2 separate regions of the Homo sapiens genome follow, and region 1 is linked to region 2. The links are chromatin loops, found by intact Hi-C in ENCODE. Cell type or tissue: endothelial cell of umbilical vein. All regions are shown on one strand. Each heading gives the region's core, and the rest is flanking DNA. Links, peaks and the distances in the headings are about the cores only.

The links. Hi-C counts contacts between places; a loop is a spot of excess contacts. Peaks named below come from ENCODE experiments on the same cell type or tissue, not always from the same donor. Only the 100,000 strongest peaks of a DNase experiment are listed, where the experiment ranks them.
Region 1: it touches region 2 in a loop (5-fold over the local background); 2 of 110 quality-filtered maps call a loop at or near these places.

The regions. Positions count from the first base shown.
Region 1 is chr2:197,155,796-197,166,453 of GRCh38, reverse strand. All of the region lies in intron 2 of ANKRD44 (ankyrin repeat domain 44), which reads left to right. Among named protein-coding and RNA genes, the nearest start is that of ANKRD44-AS1, 37 kb to the left of the region's middle. In endothelial cell of umbilical vein, for the core only: no CTCF peak of the experiment used is centred there; a DNase peak (open chromatin) is centred at 6,613; H3K27ac peaks cover 2,997 bases.
Region 2 is chr2:196,982,958-196,990,694 of GRCh38, reverse strand. ANKRD44 (ankyrin repeat domain 44) reads left to right here. Exons shown (of 28, transcript NM_001195144.2): 28 at 1,046-4,033. The coding sequence ends at 1,104. Among named protein-coding and RNA genes, the nearest start is that of PGAP1, 60 kb to the right of the region's middle. In endothelial cell of umbilical vein, for the core only: no CTCF peak of the experiment used is centred there; a DNase peak (open chromatin) is centred at 2,584; H3K27ac peaks cover 2,024 bases.

The DNA.
Region 1 (10,658 bases), core at 3,724-8,723, 170 kb before region 2:
TTTAAGTATCTTAAGTGCTTATAGAACAGGGATCCTTACTCATTCATCTTTGTATCCCTAGAACCTATCACAATGCTTGGCTCTCAAAAGCTGCCCATAACAGTTTATGGCATTACATGTCCTTCAGAGCACGTCTTTGGATTGCAGTTTATTGGGTCCAAATTGTGTTGCTTTTGGCCAAAGGCATAAGCATACTTAGAAAGAAAAGTACAGATCCTGCTTGCCAACTCAAAAGCTTTCAGAATCCAGGAGGCAGTGCCATTGTGTAAAGAAGGTGTTAGGGAGTGGTGGGGGTTGTACTGAACTGGACCATTCATACCCCAATAAAGATATTCCACTTTAGATTTTACAAACCTCTGTAACAGTCAAGCAAAATCTGCAGGCAGATTTAGGGTTCAACTTTTAAGCTTTGGTATAGATTAAAACAGGATATTGGAACTTACAAAGTTATGTTTGTTCCCTCTACTAAAGTATGAACTTAAGGCAAGAACAGTGTCATGTCTTTTTGTCTAAACTTGCCTGGAATCTCTATGTTCATTGTAAAAATTATTAGAAAATCCTTCTGTTCATGTCATAAAATGAGTCAAATCATTTACATTATCACTATATAAATGATTTTGAACTAAAAGAAGTCCAAGTTTAAAAGCTATCACGTACCAATAGATGCTCATAGTTACTATTAAACATTTCTTTCATTGCTTAGGTCTTAGGGTAAATGGTTCCTGATGCTATATATGCCAGCATCATATCTCATCAGTAATGCTTCCACAAATTGTATTTTATGGTGTTTGCTCCCAGGAAAACTCCAGCAGTTGACTAACTTATCCATCATCTTCTAGACATGGAACAGCATTTTCTGAGCATCTCTAGTGCTGAGTGCCTCTTACATTTGGCCTTCTGGTTCCCAATCACTATTCCTAGCTGCTTACAGGTACTTGATCACAGGTAACCTGAGATCAGAGACACTTCTTGTGACCCACTCACTGTGGTCGTGCTCACTCGACCTTTCTGTCACCCCAGAAATTACAAGTGGCTGTGCCAAGGATTAGATTTTGTTCACTAAAGATGAAGGCTTGTCCGGTCAGCTCCTCTGTCAGGTGACACCTCCCACGGAGTCTGGCACGTTCCATTTTGTTCCTCTGATCCTGAGCATCTCCAGTCATGGGACCTGTTAGAGAGCATGTTTACCTGGCCCTTGGACATATTCTCCTTCCTCTTGTTCCGATGGTGCCATCTTGTTTACTCTGGAATTTGCTCAGTCTTTCGAATTCAGCCAGCCAGCCAGAAGGGGCGTGTTGAGGAAAGGGTGAAAACATGGGTTAAATCCTAACCGGCAACATTTGCTGAGTGCTAACCATGTGATAGGAACTGTGCCAAATGCTTTCTAAGCATCATTTCATTCCATCTCACACATCTTCAGGAGGTAGGGAGAATGATTCTATTAGCCCCATTTTACAGACAAATAAACAGTAGTTTAGAGGAGGATCTAGTAACTTGCCTAAGGTTATATGGCTCCAAGTGGCAGGGGGCAGGGTTTGAACCCAGTTCTTCCGCCTCCAGGGCCCACTAGGATGTACTGCCATCCTCAGAGATGGCTAAAAACCAAGGTAGAATAAACTAAATGGAAAAAAAAAACCCTCAAAACCCAGGGAACACAGAGGAAGGGACAACTACTTCTGAGAGGCATTGCTGGGAATGCATGGAGGAGGCTGAGGGTTGGGCTGCAGAAGATGAGGAGGCGGCAGGCCCAAATGAGCGGAGGCCTGGTGGCGAGAAAGCGGACGTCCGGGGCAGGAGGGGCCAGCGACCTGAGGTCCGGGGCAGGGGTTGGGGCGCGGGAACCCCGCAGCAGCAGGGGAGGGGGCTCACCGCGCATGCTCCCGGCTCCGAGCGGCCGCGAAGCCGGCCTTTGTTTCTTTCCCACCCAGGAGCCGCTGCGGTGGGGGAAGGGCTCTTCTGAGCGCTGCTCTTCAGCTGGGGGAAGGGTGCGACCTGCCCGACCCCACAGTGTGGCCGCCCCCAGAGAACAGAGGGGCGCCTCAGAGGGAAAGGTCTTCCGCTACCAGGCCCCGCCAGGGAACTCCAGGGACCCCGCAGCTGCGCCTCCCGCCCCTCCCCACACCTTTGACCTTGTGCTGCCAGAGAGGGGTCAAGAACCGCAGGCACCAAGGGGTCTTGCTACCCAGACGCAGCCGGCGGTGTCAGAGGCCAGGCCTCCCGGGACCCGAGGAATGTAGAAAGCCCCCACTCAGCCAGGTGGGAATAAAGGAGCCTCGCTCCCCGGGAATGGAACTTCCCCACCAACTCTGGTTCTAGCCCAGCGACAGGGCTGGACCAGGACTGGGCCTGCAGCACACCGCAGCCTCTTAGGAAAGTCCATCCTTCTGGGAAATTCTTGAGGGATTGAGAAGAGTAAGGACTCCACGTGACCCGGCTTCCTTTTCTTTTTGTACTTTCTGAAGCACTCGGATGGATCCACTCCCCCACTGTAATCTCTTAAACCCTCACCTTTTAAGAAATAGTGGTGGCCGGGCGCGGAGCTTCATGCCTGTAATTCTAGCACTTTGGAGGGCCGAGGCGGGCGGATTACCTGAAGTCAGGAGTTCCAGGCTAGCCTGCCCAGCATGGTGAAAACCCGTCTGTACTGAATATACAAAAATTAGCTGGACGTGGTGTCGTGCGCTTGTAGTCCCAGCTACTCGGGAGCCTGAGGTAGGAGAATCGCTTGAACCCAGGAGGTGGAGGTTGCAGTGAGCCACTGCACTCCAGCCTGGTGTTAACCTTCTGCTCCCCAGTCCTCCCTCCCAGCACTGGGCCTGCCCTGGCCTGTTAAAGATCACCAGCCCACTTCTTCCACTTTCCATGACTGTTCCAACATCTAGATTTCCTACGCCTGGAAATGTTCCACACCAGTAGTTTCATTCTAATGGGAGCCTCTAATTTTTTCATGCGCATGTTGGGGCTAGCCAGAGACTACTAAGTAAATGTCCCACATCTTTAAAAAACTCAGTGCTGGTTTCCTATTCAACAAGCCACTTGGCCTCCCAGGAACTGGCACTGTGGGACTGGTTGTGGACATAGTGTCACTCTCTAAGGATTATTGCAGGTTGAGGTCTCACAGAAACCAGAACTGCACAGCAGGCAGCCCTCATAGGAGGGGACACAGGTGAGCATCGTTGCTGTGGAATGCTAACCCAGCCTCATAGCTTCTAGGTACCACCTTAGCAAGCCTGTTTTTCTCACCCACTGGGTAAGTCAGGTTCAAGTCATGGCTCTAATTTAGAACAACAGAATTGATAGGAAGCCTGAAGGGCTGAGGGTTCTGAGATGGTCAAACAGCTTTGAAACAAGGCCAAGCCCTGCCTGTGATGGACTGAGGTGGTTGCTATCTTCACTCAAGGTTAGGGATAGATGAGAACCACAAAAAAAACCAAGCCATTGATTCCATCCAGACCCTAGTAGACAACCGGTTCTCTGTCTCACCACAGAAACCTGCAGGCCGCCCTCATATAGGCAGACCCTTTTCTTATTGTGGCATAGGCTTTGATAAAAAGTTTAAGATGCATTAAGACTTCTTTCTATTCCTGCAAGACATATATTGAGCACTGACTGTATGCCAGATGTGTTGTTAGGTTGATACAGAGATGAATAAGACTGTTTCTGCCCTGTACCCATAGCCCAGTTAGGGGCAGGCAGAAAAAGGAAAGCAGGCAGTTAGATGTGATGGTACTGTCCAGAAGCCTATAGCATGGAGGAGGGGATGCAGGGTGGAGAACCAGAAGAGGTTTCAGAGGAAAGGACACTTGAGCTCAGTGTGAAAAGACTTTCGAGTGACCCAAAAATCTTAAATTAGAGGCTCCCTGTTTTGTGGCTTTAAAATAAAACATTGTCCTTATGTCTAATGTCCTTGGTTCTCAAGAGGGAGTTGTTTTGTGCCGTATTTCAAAGCATCACACTTCTACATTTCCGTCTGAGACTCGCCTTTTGGACAGGAATGCACCACTGCCAGCAGTCTTGGCTTTGGTGGGAAGAAGGTAGAAGGAGCTCATCAGGTTCATAGAGGAGGAAATACCAATTCTTAGAAATAAAACGGTTCATAAGAGGTAGACCAAAGGTCATAGAGCTCTGTTGGCTTTGTTCAGTGGCATTCAGGGAATGAAGCCTCAATGTCTTGTCACATTTAGGGTGGGAAGAGAAAATCATGTTGGAACAGCTGTGCTTAAAACATAAGCATATCATCTTGGGGGTGAAGTTGGGGAGTGATCTAAGATTAGCATTGACTTGAGGACTATAGAGAGGAAAATGCCACATACCAGAACACACTGTGGGCTAAGGCATTTAGCCAGATGGATCACGAATAGTAATGGGGTCTTCTGGGGATTTCAAGACTGAGTATGAAGCACGCCAGTGACTAGGGGCTGGTGGAAAGAAGGTAGGTGATAGAGGAGCAGACCCTCCAAGTCACGAGACCGTAGCATGGTGTGAGCTAACTTTCCCTATCTAGAGGAAGTGGAAGTCTGATGTGCTAGAGAGATATGCCTGGATCTGTTCCATCTTGAGGTCAGATTGCCCAGAGAGAGACACAAAGATTTCCAATCTAGAGTAGACATGAGGTGATGCCCCAGGATCCTCAGCTGATTGAACCCCGTGTCCTCTAGTCATTATTTTATAATTCAATGGAAAAAATAATCAGTTTTTCACAATTTGATATGTAGACCACTTTCAGAAATACATATGGTAAGCAAGATACATTTAAATTAAAAATTATTCACTTCCATGAACACATAAACACAACAGAGAAAAGATAGTAATTGCAAGCAAGCAAACCATCCAAATATATATTAGTGTTTAATCCATCCATGGAATGCAATATCCCTGTGTCCTCTCTGGTGTTGAGTATATGAGTATTTGAGATTTTTGTAGGAGAAGACTCTATTCTTGCATTCTTGATTCTCTCAGAGGCAAGGTTTTTCAAGTGTGGATTCTAGGGCCTCTTAGCCCATGTGAAAAAATACTAGTTAGTCCTGAAATACAAAGCAATTTAAAGTTGCTTTAAACTTTAAATTTTTCCCTTTAAAAGGGAAAAACACCCCCTACAGCCCAAGTTTATGAAGGCTAAATGCATCCCTAGTGACCGTTTTTTTGCTGGGTGTGCTCAAGTATGTGTAGGTTTATTTGACATTGCCCTGGAGGTAGAGATGCATCTCCCATATGCCTTATCTTCGAAAAGTGCTGTTACGTAGCCATCTCCCAATTCTGGGAGCACTCGTGTCAATCTGTAATGAAGGGGCTTCGAAGCCTGCCATTTTGAGGTCTAGCCTCACTAAGCAGAATACTCCATTAGGAATCTTTGTAGTGTGTTCGGTTTTCTGTCCCACTGGCTCAATTTAGAAAGGGCATAGAAGAATACTTCCTTTTTTTTGTTGATACAGAAAGCGACCCCCTGGTTATCTGCCTGAGGACCTGTAATGAGTCTGTGGTGGATTTACTTCTAATTAAGTTACTAAGAAGGGGCTTCTATTGATAACATAGGAGTCTTGGCCTGCAGAATTTTCCTGACAAGTGTCAGAAAGATTTGGTGAGGATGTTCTGGCTTGGGGTTGACTTATTTGAAGGTTTTCAGCTTTGGGTGAGGAGAGAAAGGGTACAACATCCAAACCCCCAGGGAAGCTCCCATCTGTCCAGTTTTAACCAGATCTGACTCTGCTCAGATATTGAGACTGGATGGGAAAGGAGGCCTTCAGGGCAGCAGGGATATATTCTGAGCAGGGAGTGAGAGTCGCTGATATATAGGTGTTTTAGGGGATTCTACCAGGGGAAGAGACTGCTGCAGGTCCTATGAGATTAAGGATAAAGAATGGAAGGCCCGACTCTAGAGTATGAGAGAGGCTTCAGTTACCTTTGGGTTGGGATAGGACAGGCTACAATGGCCAGGATACAAGATGCAATGGTTGACTACTTCATGGAGGGGAGAGGAGGCAGGCAAGCACTGCTATTGGCTGGCTGTGGGCAGAGTAAATGCTTCTACTTGTAAACAAATATAACTTCTTGCCAGTAAACTTGTTCCCCCCAGGATCTGTCTGCATCTCCTTATTTTCCTCTATAGTCATCAAGGAGAACTAAAAAAATTGGGATAAGCCACAGAGATGTCATTGATAATAGTAGTAAGAGGAGCTAATATTTATTGGACATCTAATCTGTGCCTGCATGTAGGTAATCCTATTTTTCATTTTAGAATGAAAAAGAAAAATGAGTAATCAGGTTGATTTATTTACTCAAAGTCACACAGCTCATACGTGGCAGAGGAGGGATTCAAAGTTGGGTCATTCTGACTCCAGAGTTTGTTTTTTTATAATGAAAGTGCATGCGTATGTGTGTGCGTGTGCATGTGTGTATGTGTGTGTGTGTGTCTATCATATAGGCCACCTGATAAGAAAGATTAGATAAGAAAGGAAGATTTGGGTAGAACCAAAGGCCTCCAAAATGCTGTGAGGAGGATGAAGCAGGTTCTTTCTTAGAGAGGAATTCTTAATGGTTAGTTAATGCCTTACCTAGTGGTGTTGAGAGAGCAGCGGATGTGGAGTCAGGAAATCCAGGGTCACCAAATATTGGTGTGTGACTTTGGGTGAGTCACTTAACTCTGAGTCAACCTTAATTCCTGTCCTGTAAAATGAGGACAATAATACATACTTGATCAGTCTGTCTGGATTTTCTTAAGAATCAGCTGATGCACTGTATAGAACAGTACTTGGCAACTTTATGAATCATTAGACAAATTACAATTTTGCCATGTTTAATCATAAATGTAATGTTTTGTCGTTTTCAAAGAAACACACTCACATATCAATTATTCAGAACCTACTACAAGGTATTGAAGTCTTTGGACAGGAAATAATGTCCAGTGCTTTACTATTTGTGATTACTTAAGAAAAGCTTTTGCTAGAGCAGACCTGTATTTTTTTAATAGGAAAGTCTTTTATTATTTACAAGAGGAATTTTATTTTCTTGTTTGTAAACTGCAAGTCTTGAAACACAGTCAAACAAAGTAGAAAGTGAGGAATGCCCATAAAATTATTCACCCAGAGATAATTAGTGTTAACATCTTAGTGTCTTGTGCTGATCTGATATCTTCGGCCAGAAAACTGCATTGTTGATTTTTATTGTGAGTATTACACATAAGCTCTGTTTCTAAAATATCCACCTGGAGGTTGAAAAAAACTTGGAAAGAACTACTAATCATTTCTGTTAAAATGGTTTTCTGTGGACCACAGAAACTGTTCTATATATAAGCTTTTGCTTTTAATTCCAGGGAGTGGAAAGGAAGAAGGGGGAACCCCATAGCTAGGAGTTATTGTTATATCCAGAGCAGATGCCTTTGAGCATCTCCTTTCATTGCACAGTTTCTTTCTGTTTAACTTTTTCTAATACCGTGTGTATGTGTGTGTATGTGTGTGTGTGTGTGTGTGTGTTTGTTTGCTCTTTGCTGATGGGTGTGTTTAATCTAGCATTAGTCTACTGTAATAGAATGTCCCCTGCCTGGAGTCAAGAAAGCAAGATTCTTTCAGGCGTCATAAAGGCAGGGACCCTGTCCCTTGAAGGCTGCTGCATCTTCAGGTCTGAGCACGGTGCTTGGCGTATGGTGGATCCCCAGTAAATGTTTTTGTCTATTGTATGAATGAAAGATTCCACCATTGCCATCAAGAGCTGTGTGACCTTCAGCCAATCGATTAAACTCTCCGGATGTCTCTGATGCCCTTCCAGGTTAAGTTTAAATATTTTGTAATTCTAGCTTCCTCTCCTGTGATTTTGATCCTGACACTGTGTGTTCATTTATCTGATGACAAACTTTCACCATTGCTAGCCCCTTACAGTGGTGAAAAACTAGCAGCTGCCTTCTTTTTACCCTTTCATCAATAGGAGATAGTTTCCCAGATGATTATGTTATTCTTTTAGTTATCTGCCTCTCATTAATCTATGTTTGTTTAATAAATTGGTTAATGAATTAATTAAAAGAGACAGTGAGCCTGTGGTGGGGCCGTAACTGAAACTAGACTTCTCGCCTCACTGGTTAGAGCAGTTCCAATCTGTGGGTTTCCTTAAATACACTTAGCAGTAAAACATTCCCACCATGTGTTCAAGAACGGAATGGAAAACTTTTCAACAAATGCGTTAAGTTTAAAGACACTCCTTCTTAATATGCTTGGGGTCATGCATAGAACAATTGTGAACTTTATTAGCTTTTAGGCTGTCGGGGAAGGTGGTACTCCGAAGACCTGCTTCGGTTTTCATCAGAAGCTCCTGATGATTATCTTGGCAGTGGGTGGTTGTATATTCCTGTTTCGCTGGCACCAAAGCACAGCGTCTTGGCCAGTTTTTCATTCTGTGGGACTTAAGGACCAGAACCCTTTCCCATGTTCTGTTTCCACTGGCTCTCAAGAAATATTCCTGGCCAAGTGATATCAGGGCCTTACAAATAGTTGGTACTTTATCAACTTTCCCCAGCAGAGACCCTTTAAAAGGGCTTCTGTCACTTGGGAATGTCTGGGCACAGTGGTAAGATCCCAAGGGTTCTATGTCAATCCAGTGCTGCCATGTTGCAGTGTATTCAAAGGTTAGGCATAAACCATTTACCTTCCCACTTGTACTTAATTTTCTAGATTTATTTTCTACATCCTTACTCAGTACACATTTGTCAAAGGTTTCATTTAGGAAACAAAATAACCTAAGAGATTTTGAAGAGGAATCTTGGTTGTACCTTTTTTTTTTTTTTTTTTTTTTGACAGAGTCTCACTCTGTCGGCCAGGCTGGAGTGCAGTGGCACGATCTCAGCTCACTGCAACCTCTGCCTCTTGGGCTCAAGCAATTCTCCTGCCTCAGCCTCCTGAGTAGCTGGGATTACAGGTGTGTGCCACCACGCCAGGCTAGTTTTTTTTGTATTTTTAGTAGAGAGGGAGTTTCACCATGTTGGCCAGGCTGGTCTCGAACTCCTGACCTCAGGTGATCCACCTACCTTGGCCTCCCAAAATGCTGGGATTACAGGCGTGAGCCACTGCGCCTGGCTGGTTGTGCCTATTTTTAAAGCCTGTAGATTTTAAGCCAACAGGCCATTCTTTTGTAAGAACTTCACTTTTACATCCACACATAACCAGGGCATAACATGAGCTGCCTCTAAATTAACCCACTATTGGTTAATTCGATTTTGCTATTTCTTTTCTTCTATTAACTGAATAAATTTTGTTGCTTAGGGGTATTTTTAACTTTTAAATATGCCTTTTTTTACTTTACGTAAGAGTGAGAATGTGTTTTATTTGCCTGCTTATGTATTTATGAAACCGCTTAATTGAAATATAATTGACATACAATAAACTACCCATATTTAAAGTGTACAGTTTGCGAAGTTTTGACATATGAAACCATTACCATGATTGAGATAATGAACATATACAGTGCTCCAAAAGCTTCCTTGTTCCCCTTTCAAATCCCTCCCTGCTACCCCTCCCAGTCTCTCCCTTAGGCCCGTCAGGCAACTGCTGATCTGCTTTCTGTCACTGTGTATTAGTTTGCATTTTCTAGAATTTTATGTACGTGGATTTATACAATATGTACTTTTTTTTTGCCCGACTTGTTTCACTCACACAATTATTTTGATTCATCCATGTTGTGACATATATCCATAGTTCATTCCTTTTAATTGCTGAGTAGTGTTCCATTATGTGGAAATAAGTTTGTCCATTCATCTTTTGATGGAAACTTGGATTACTTCTAGTTTTTGGTATTACAAATAAAGCTGTTAGGAATACTCATGTGCAAGTCTCTGTATGGACATATGCTTTCATTTCTTTCCAGTAAATACCCAAGGGTACGATACCTAGCTTATATGGTAGTTGTATGTTTAAGTTTTTAAGAAATTGCCAAACTGTTTTTCAAAGTGACTATATCATTTCCCACTCCTACTAGCAGTGCCTGAATGTTATAGTTCCTCCACATCTTCACCAACACTTGGTATCATTAGTCCTTTTAATTTTAGCAATTTTAATAAGTATGTAATATGGCTTTAATTTGCCTTTCTCTAATGACTAATGACGGTGGGCACTGTTTTTTTTTTTTTGAGACGGAGTCTCGCTCTGTCGCCCAGGATGGAGTGCAGTGGTGCAATCTCCACTCGCTGCAAGCTCCGCCTCCCGGGTTCACTCCATTCTCCTGCCTCAGCCTCCTGAGTAGCTGGGACTACAGGTGCCTGACACCACGCCCGGCTAATTTTTTGTATTTTTGGTAGAGACGGGGTTTCACCATGTTAGCCAGGATGATCTTGATCTCCTGACCTCGTGATCCGCCCGCCTTGGCCTCCCAAAGTGATGGGATTACAGGTGTGAGCCACCACGCCCGGCCCGGTGAGCATTGTTTTATATGCTTATTTGCTATCTGTATATCTTTGGTGAAATATCTGTTCAAATCTTTTGCCTACTTTTTAATTGGATTGTTTGCTTTCATAGTTATTGAGAGTTGTTTTGTAGGTTCTAGATAGAAGTCCTTTATCCAATATATGCTTTACAAATATGTTCCCCCAGTCTGTGGCTTATCTTCATTCTCTTACCAGTGTGTTTCAAAGAGTGGACATTATTCATTTTGATAAAATTCCATTTACCAATTTATCCTTT
Region 2 (7,737 bases), core at 1-5,000:
TCGGAAACGTTTTGACTTTGGACTGTAGAAGCTTTTCTTTGATCACCTGTGTTGGAGGAAAGGAAAGAAGCTTGAATTCCAGGTTTATGTTGTATTCAAGTATTATTTGGGGCCTGGGCTTCCAGAAGCTAGTAGAGAAGGAATTAATCGAGGGAGGGCAGTGAGGCTGTTGGGTGGAACAGTCACACAGATGGCCCCAGTTTTGTTTTGTTTCACATTTTCTTTAAATCTAAGATACTTCTGTGAAAGTCTACCTCTCATTTTAAATAAAGAATAAAAGATGTATTTAATTCCTGTTCTTTGGGGATAATGCAGCAGAGAGGCAGCTGTTCGCTATGAATAATTTTTCTTTTCATGTATTTAGCAGTGAGTTCTCAGAAGTATATCAGTGTGACATTCATGTCCCCTGGGAGGGAAGGGAAGAGGCAGATAGGAAATGCCTCAAACTTCTTCTCACTTTGATGTTTACTTCCTCACTAGAAGCCAAAGGTAAAGGTGTCCATCTTCAGAAATAATGCCTGTAATAATCTTTTTAGAGAGTCCAACTATTTATATCCTCTCTATAGTAAGCATTTGAATATCCAGAACTTCTTTCTGAGGATCTCTGTTAAAGTTGCCAGATGAATTGAAAAATTGAACTTGCTTTTTTTGTTTAACACAGTGTTCCCTATAACAAGCCTGTGACTAATTTTCACTTAAGTGATTGAACCCAAATTTATCTAATAACATTTCAGGTGAAAATTATATTGCACCAAAACTTTGACACAATATGCAAAAATAGTATGAAACTACCCTTTGTTAATTTATTCTTAAATCAAAATACTAACTTTTAAAAAACATCAGAATCATCAGCATTGTTCATCAGTAGTAAAATGAGCTTCTCAGTCAAGGTCATACCAAGTCAGTGAAAAGTGTGACTGCAAAAAGGAACAAAAAAAGTGAAAGCAGAAAGTAGAAATGGGTGATTTAGCATGTAAAACCGATTGCCAGTTGCTTGATGATGAAATCAACATAGTGAATACTGTGTCTGCTCCCTCTGCCAAAGCTTCTAGGTCAAATGGACCCCGTTCCACACCTGGAACCGCTGTACAAAAAGAAGAATGAGACTCTTTAAAAATTATGCACATACACATGCACACATATATGTGTGCGTGTGTATATATATATATATGTGTGTGTGTGTGTAGTTCATCAGCCAGCTACACATGAGGACCAAAATGCTTCAGTCTAAAATGGAAGATACACATTTTTTTCCTTCAAAATGCAAGTGAGAACTGAAGTAGCTTTTTTATGGAGTTAAATGTAATCTTTCTGTGTACCAGTCTTTGTTGTATTTTATATTTCTTAGGACACAGATTTCTAGTTGACCACTTAACATTTGTAACTGATGATGTGCTGACCTTTTTTTTTTTTTTTGCCAAACTAGAGAAAATGTCCATATACTTTTGCTGTAAATGTGTTTATATTTATTTGAAATGAAACAAATGGTGAGGAAACATCCATTATTTGTTCTCTATTTTAATTGCTATGTATCTTATTTAGAATAACAAAAAAAAAGTGAAAAAAAAAACACTTGACCCTGGGCTAGCCAAAAGCCCAAGGGCCAAACCTAGCATTTCCACTGCTAAGGTTTCCAGATGACCCTCAGGTTCTTCCGCGTTGGTTAGAGAGGGCTACGCATCTTCTACTGCTCAGCCACAGTCTGTAGCCAGCTTAGAGCTTAGAAGACATTGCAGTCTGGATGCCCTTCTGCGAGATGAAAACTCAGATGTGTAGTGGATCATATACACAAAGGCAGCACAAAGAAATATCTAGAAATTACCCTAAGTACACTGAAAAGCTCACATAGTCTCAGTAACCTGATGAGAAATGATGGCAGTGTGTGGGCACATGTGCCAAAAGGAGAAATAAAAATCACCAGCTCAAGTGCTATTTTCTACTTGAGGAAGAGACAGAAAAGAAATGTGTCGAATTAGAGCAGTACTCTCTGACGTTTTATAATGAGTTCCATTTCCACCCTGGAAATTGCTATTTTATAGTGTATGTGAGATATTTCAAAAATAATGTTCTATCATATCTGGATCAAAGACAGATAACTGTATTATATTTTTCATCTAGCTATAAAACTTTAATCTTACTCTTAATATCCTGGATTTAATTAAAACTCCTGTTGGGTTCTTCACAAATGAGAACTTGTTCAAAGGATTTATTGAACTGGTATTGATTTCACTGAAAATTTTCCACACCACCACCATTGTTTTTTTGAATTCTTGGTGTTGTGCTTCCCACCTTCTGTCCTTTTCGTTTGTTTAGAGAAGATGAATTTTTAAAAAGCAGATAAATTGCTAATGAGCAATAATGACCTTATCTTTACCAAAACACTGAAAATTAAGAGAGGTTCAGTGTTGAAGAAGCACAATATGCTGCGGTGTCTTTTTCTAGAAGTGAATGGAAATCTTGCTCAGTTGGCATTTCAAGCAGGAAATGAAATGCTTGCTTTAATGGCAAAGCAGCGTTAACATTTTTCCTGTCGTGTAGCAGAGAGTACAAGAATCATTTCAGCAAAGCAGTGACTCACCATGAGACGTTATCTCCATGGAGCTGCGTTTTGACTTTTCCCACTCTCTTACTCATAGAAGGAGGACAAAGGAACGAAATGAAATCATGCTCACAATGAACTGTTCATTACATCAACTGATCTCTCTCTCTCTCTCTTCCTCTCTTTCTCTTTCTCCCATACCCCAAGGCAAAATTTTTTTAAAGAAATGACTTTAAAAACTATCATTTCTGTATTTTAATTACATCTCTTAGAAATAAAATTATGTTTGCACCATAGCTTTCTAAGAAAAAAAAATGTGTTTTTAACTGAGTCTTAGTTGCTTAGTGCTTTTATTTGTGTTATTTTTAGACTGTATTTTAACCACAACTACAAGGATCATGTTTCATTGCACTTACTTATTTGCCAGTGTCTGCCTGTCTTTGCTAAATACATTACTATCTCCAAATTGCCTAAAATCTGCTATGATTCTACAGTAAATAGCTCAGGGTATTTCTATTTATCACTACTAAAAGGGCACCATAGTATGTTTTGGTACTTTAGGCAGTAAACACTGCTTGGTTTATCATTTTGTTATTAAATTAGAACAAGAACATCAAATGGATTTGCTGCACTAGTTATTCTTTGTACTGTTGAGCAACTTGGTGTGCTTATATGTTGTGTTGGTTGAAGAACTCATCCGTTTTATTGTCTTGTAATATGAAGTTAGAGTGCCTTTTTATATTTGTATATTCTGAAAATGTTCTGTGGAATGTTTTGTATTTTTTCATTTGAGTGTTATCAGAGCAATATGATACCAGTGAGTTTTCATTTCAACTTTTCTTTGAATGTATAAAGTGTCTTTTTTCCTATTTCCCCTTGTACTTGCATTGAAATGAATATGAAAATGCTTAAGTTTTCTATAGGAATTGTTTGATTTTGCAGTGCTAAAATGCTTTCGTCTTACGAAACTATAAACCATAGGTCAGTATTATAGGGGAAAAGCATTTTAAGATAGTGACAATCTGAGTGTTTGTATAAAATGTAATTCTATGCGTTTCTTATGTGATCTAAAAATTCAATGCAAATATCTTTTATTTGGTAGTTTTGTCTACATATTTTATGCTCTAGCATGTGCAATATATCTTTGTAAAGCACGATGATACAAATCTGGTGCCAGTGTTATATTTTGCATAACATATTTGTAACAGCATAAAATATTGTTTGATGATTTCAGTGGGATTTTGTCTATAATGTTTTCTTATGTAAATTGGAGTTGAATGACTCTGGTAAATGTCATGACTGTAAAAATGGGGAAAATGACTTTTAGTTCAGTGAATGACTTTGAAACAATCTGAATCTTCTCAAGCACAGTTTAATACTTTTGCAACTACTGAATGCTCTAATAACGTAATGAAGTACTTAACTGTAATATACTATGGAAATGCATTCAGATGGTTATTTTTACAAATAAAAACGGTACAAATATTGTTGGAATTTGTGTTTTAATTTTTCCAATTTATGCTTTTTCTAAATTATGCTAATTTAAATCTTTGCACCCCCTCAAGCCAAATTAACTTTAAATTTAGAAAATAATCAAGATAAAAGTGTATCTCCAGATTCACGATTTATGTTTGTGTTATCACAATTAGAGAAAAAATTCAAACATATATGCTTGTGTTTATTATATGTATTTATGCTTCCAACTTTTTTCCATAAAGGGTTTTGTTTTGTTTTGTTTTGTTTTGTTTTTTTCTGCTCTGTTGTCCAGGCTGATGGGCAGTTGTGAGATCTCGGCTCACTGCAGCCTCGACCTCCTGGGCTGAAGTAATCTTCCTACCTCAGCCTCCCGAGTAGCTGGGACTACAGATGTGCACCACTATGCCTAGCTAATTTTGTTTTTTTGTAGAGATGGGGTCTCACTATATTGCCCAGGCTGGCCCATAAAGGATTTGAGCTGGGTTATGACAAAAGACGTGATAAACTAGAAATAGAAAAATGAGAACAGAGAAAAAGAATACAAACAGATAAAGGAACCATAAAATTTAAAACAGTATCTGTGACTGAACTTGTGTTTGCTCTCAGCTTCCTTGCAGCCAAGGTAAGAGGAGAAATGTGATCAGTTATATAGTCCACATCAAAAAAGAGGAAGCTTATTAGGTCCTCAAAATTGTGAAATCAACCATGCCTAACTTTGGTATTGTCACCATTACCCTTCAGGGACTTTATAACAACACAAGAACCTCCATCTCTGCACTATCCTTAAAGGTATCCATAGAATTTCCTTCCCCATCTATCTCACCATCCAAAATTTTTCATCTTGAGTAGTAACTTCAGGGACAGTCTCTGGAAGCACTAAGGAACAAATTCCTAATGATGGAGTTTCCAGCTATTGACGAAGAGACTTGGGGGTGGTGCCTGCCTGAGTTCCCCAAATCAAGTAGTATAGAATGTTAGCAGTTATTACAGTCCAGCCCAGTCACATCACCAGCTCTTTCAGGAAGAAACTGAATCCTAGAGAAGTTATACAACTTGAATTTTTGAAGATAGTGATCTGATGATACCACATCTGCCTCTAGATGTTCTCTCTTCGATGCCATCTTGCCATATAATGTTTTGTTTTTTTCTGCCAGAAATGTTAAGGGAGGTTTTGTACTCAGCCCTGCCTCCCTTCTTATTCAAATATACAAATCTGGGTGCTTTTCAATCTTAAAGAATGTAAAACAGGAGTCACACCACAAGTGAGTGCTTCCTGTTGTTTAGAGTAGACTGGGTATATTAGTTATCTATTGCTGTGTAACAAATTACCCCAAAACTTAGTGGCTTAAAACAACAAATGTTTCCTAACCCACAGTTTCTATGAGTCAGCCCTAGTTTAGCTGGGTCTTCTGTTCCAGGGTCTCTCACAGCCTGTAATCATGGTGTTGGCCTGGGAACGATCCATTTCTAAGTTCACTCATATGGTTGTTGGCAGGATTCTTCTCATGGGTTGTTACACTGAGGGCCTCAGTTCCTTGATGGCTGTTGGCTGCCGTCCGTTCCTTGCCAGATGGGCCTTCCCATAGGGAAGCTCACAACATGGCAGCTTGCCTTGCGGGCGAGCAGGCTGAGAAAAGCCAGGGAGACAAAGAGCAAGACAGAGTCACAGATTTTTGCAACTGAATTTCAGAAGTGATATTTCATCATTTTTCTCATATTCTATTCATGAGAAGCAAGTTACTAAGTCCAATCTATACTCAAGGGCAAGGGATTCCCCAAGGGTGTGAACAGCAGGAACAGCAATTACTAGGAGCCATTTTTGGAAGCTACTCGCCACCCTGGTCTATCACGGTGTCCTTTGAGGCTGTAACATCATACTAATACACCTTCTTCCCAGTCATTGCTAAGGAAATTGCTTGCTTGACTGACTGAACTCACCCTTTCAAGGAAAATGTAGAGATCCCTAATTTTAATTGTGTTCTCATAAGCAGAGAAATGTGATAATGGCCTCCACTGTGGTAATTATATTTTTGAACATTGATGTGGCACTTTGTCTTCAAACTGCTTGTCAAAGGTTCCTTCACGCTAATTCCATTTGGTAGGTTTAGATCCCTGTATAAGTATCCCTCACTTAACACACTTAATGTGTTCCAGAATTAGTTTGCAAAGCACAAAAGCATTAAGCTAAAAGGCTATTAACATAAAAACATTGTGGGTAAAAGTACTATATGAATTGTCTCTTTAGCAAATTTCATCCTGAAGGTACATTTGCTGTAAAATATAAAGCACCAAGATAATGGCTGTGCCATTCATTAATTCTCAGGCACTCTAGGGAGTGATTGGAAATGTGTGGGCATTTGTAGTTGGCACAATGGCTGGGGGGTGGGCAGGGCTGCTACTAGAGTATTTATAGTTCCAAGCGCCAGGGAGACCAAATGTGCCACTCAACCCAGGGAATAACTGCGCCACTTAGAATGTCAATGCTCCTCTACCCCACTGCTCACCTATTTGCCTTTCTCTTGTTTCTGAATCATTTCTTCATCAATGTATTGCTTATGACACTAGCCATATTGCCTCATCTATTTTCACAAGGGATTGCATAAACATACTTTATATGCCCTCAGAACGAGAACTTACAAGGTTGAGAAAGAACTTTGGAAGGCAATGCTGAGCACATGTGCCCTGGTTATGTATTTTTCCAGGGGAGAAGATTTGCACAGATCAAGGCATCTTTAATTCCTTTGTTATCAAACCAAAATGTGGCCATACACATGTATATTTCTTGTCTTAAGCAAGAGGTGATTGTATCTACTTTCCCAGTGGGGGGAACTCCTGCTCACAAAGGTGGGGCACTTGGCCCACCGTCACATGGCAAGCTCTGACAACACAGTACTTCAGCCTCACAGGGTTCTCTAGGCACTGGTGGACACAATTTCTAGGATACTATTTTCTGCTTTTAAATGTCAATTTAATGAAGTACTGTGTATTACATTCTGGAAGAATTTTATAATTTTCAAAAGTAAAAATACTGAAGCAGTACTTTTAGAGCACAAAAAGCTTACCTGTGTTTGCATTGAGTTGAAAGTACCCAGCAAATTCGTGAACTTTATTTATATTTTTTATAGTTGGGGTTCCTAAGAATTACTAACATTTAAACTCAGATCCTAACCACAAGAAATTACCAGCTATGCAAAGATCAGAGGAGAGAACATTCTAGGGAGAGGAAAAGGCTAGTGCCAATACCCAAAGGCAGGAATGAGTTTGTTATGTTCTAGGAACAGAAATGGGGCCAGTGTGGCTGGAGACTCAAGGGAAAGGGAGGGTGGCAGAAGATTAACAGCGATCTCAGCCCAGACATAAAATTTTGTGAGCTGGGAGGAGTTTCTATATTTTTCTGAATGTGACAAAAGCCACTGGAGAAATGTAAGCAGAAAAATGGCTGTGGTCTGATTTTTTTTTTCTGTCATTTTTATTTTTTATTTTTTATTTTTATTTTAAGTTCTGGGGTACATGTGCAGAACATACAGAATTGTTACATAGGTATACATGTGCCATGGTGGTATGCTGCACCTATCAACCCGTCATCTAGGTTTTAGGCCCCGCATGCATTAGGTATTTGTCCTAATGCTCTCCCTCCCCTTACCCCAACCCACCAACAGGCCCTGGTGTGTGATATACCCCTCCCTGTGTCCATGTGTTCCCATTGTTCAACTCCCACTTAT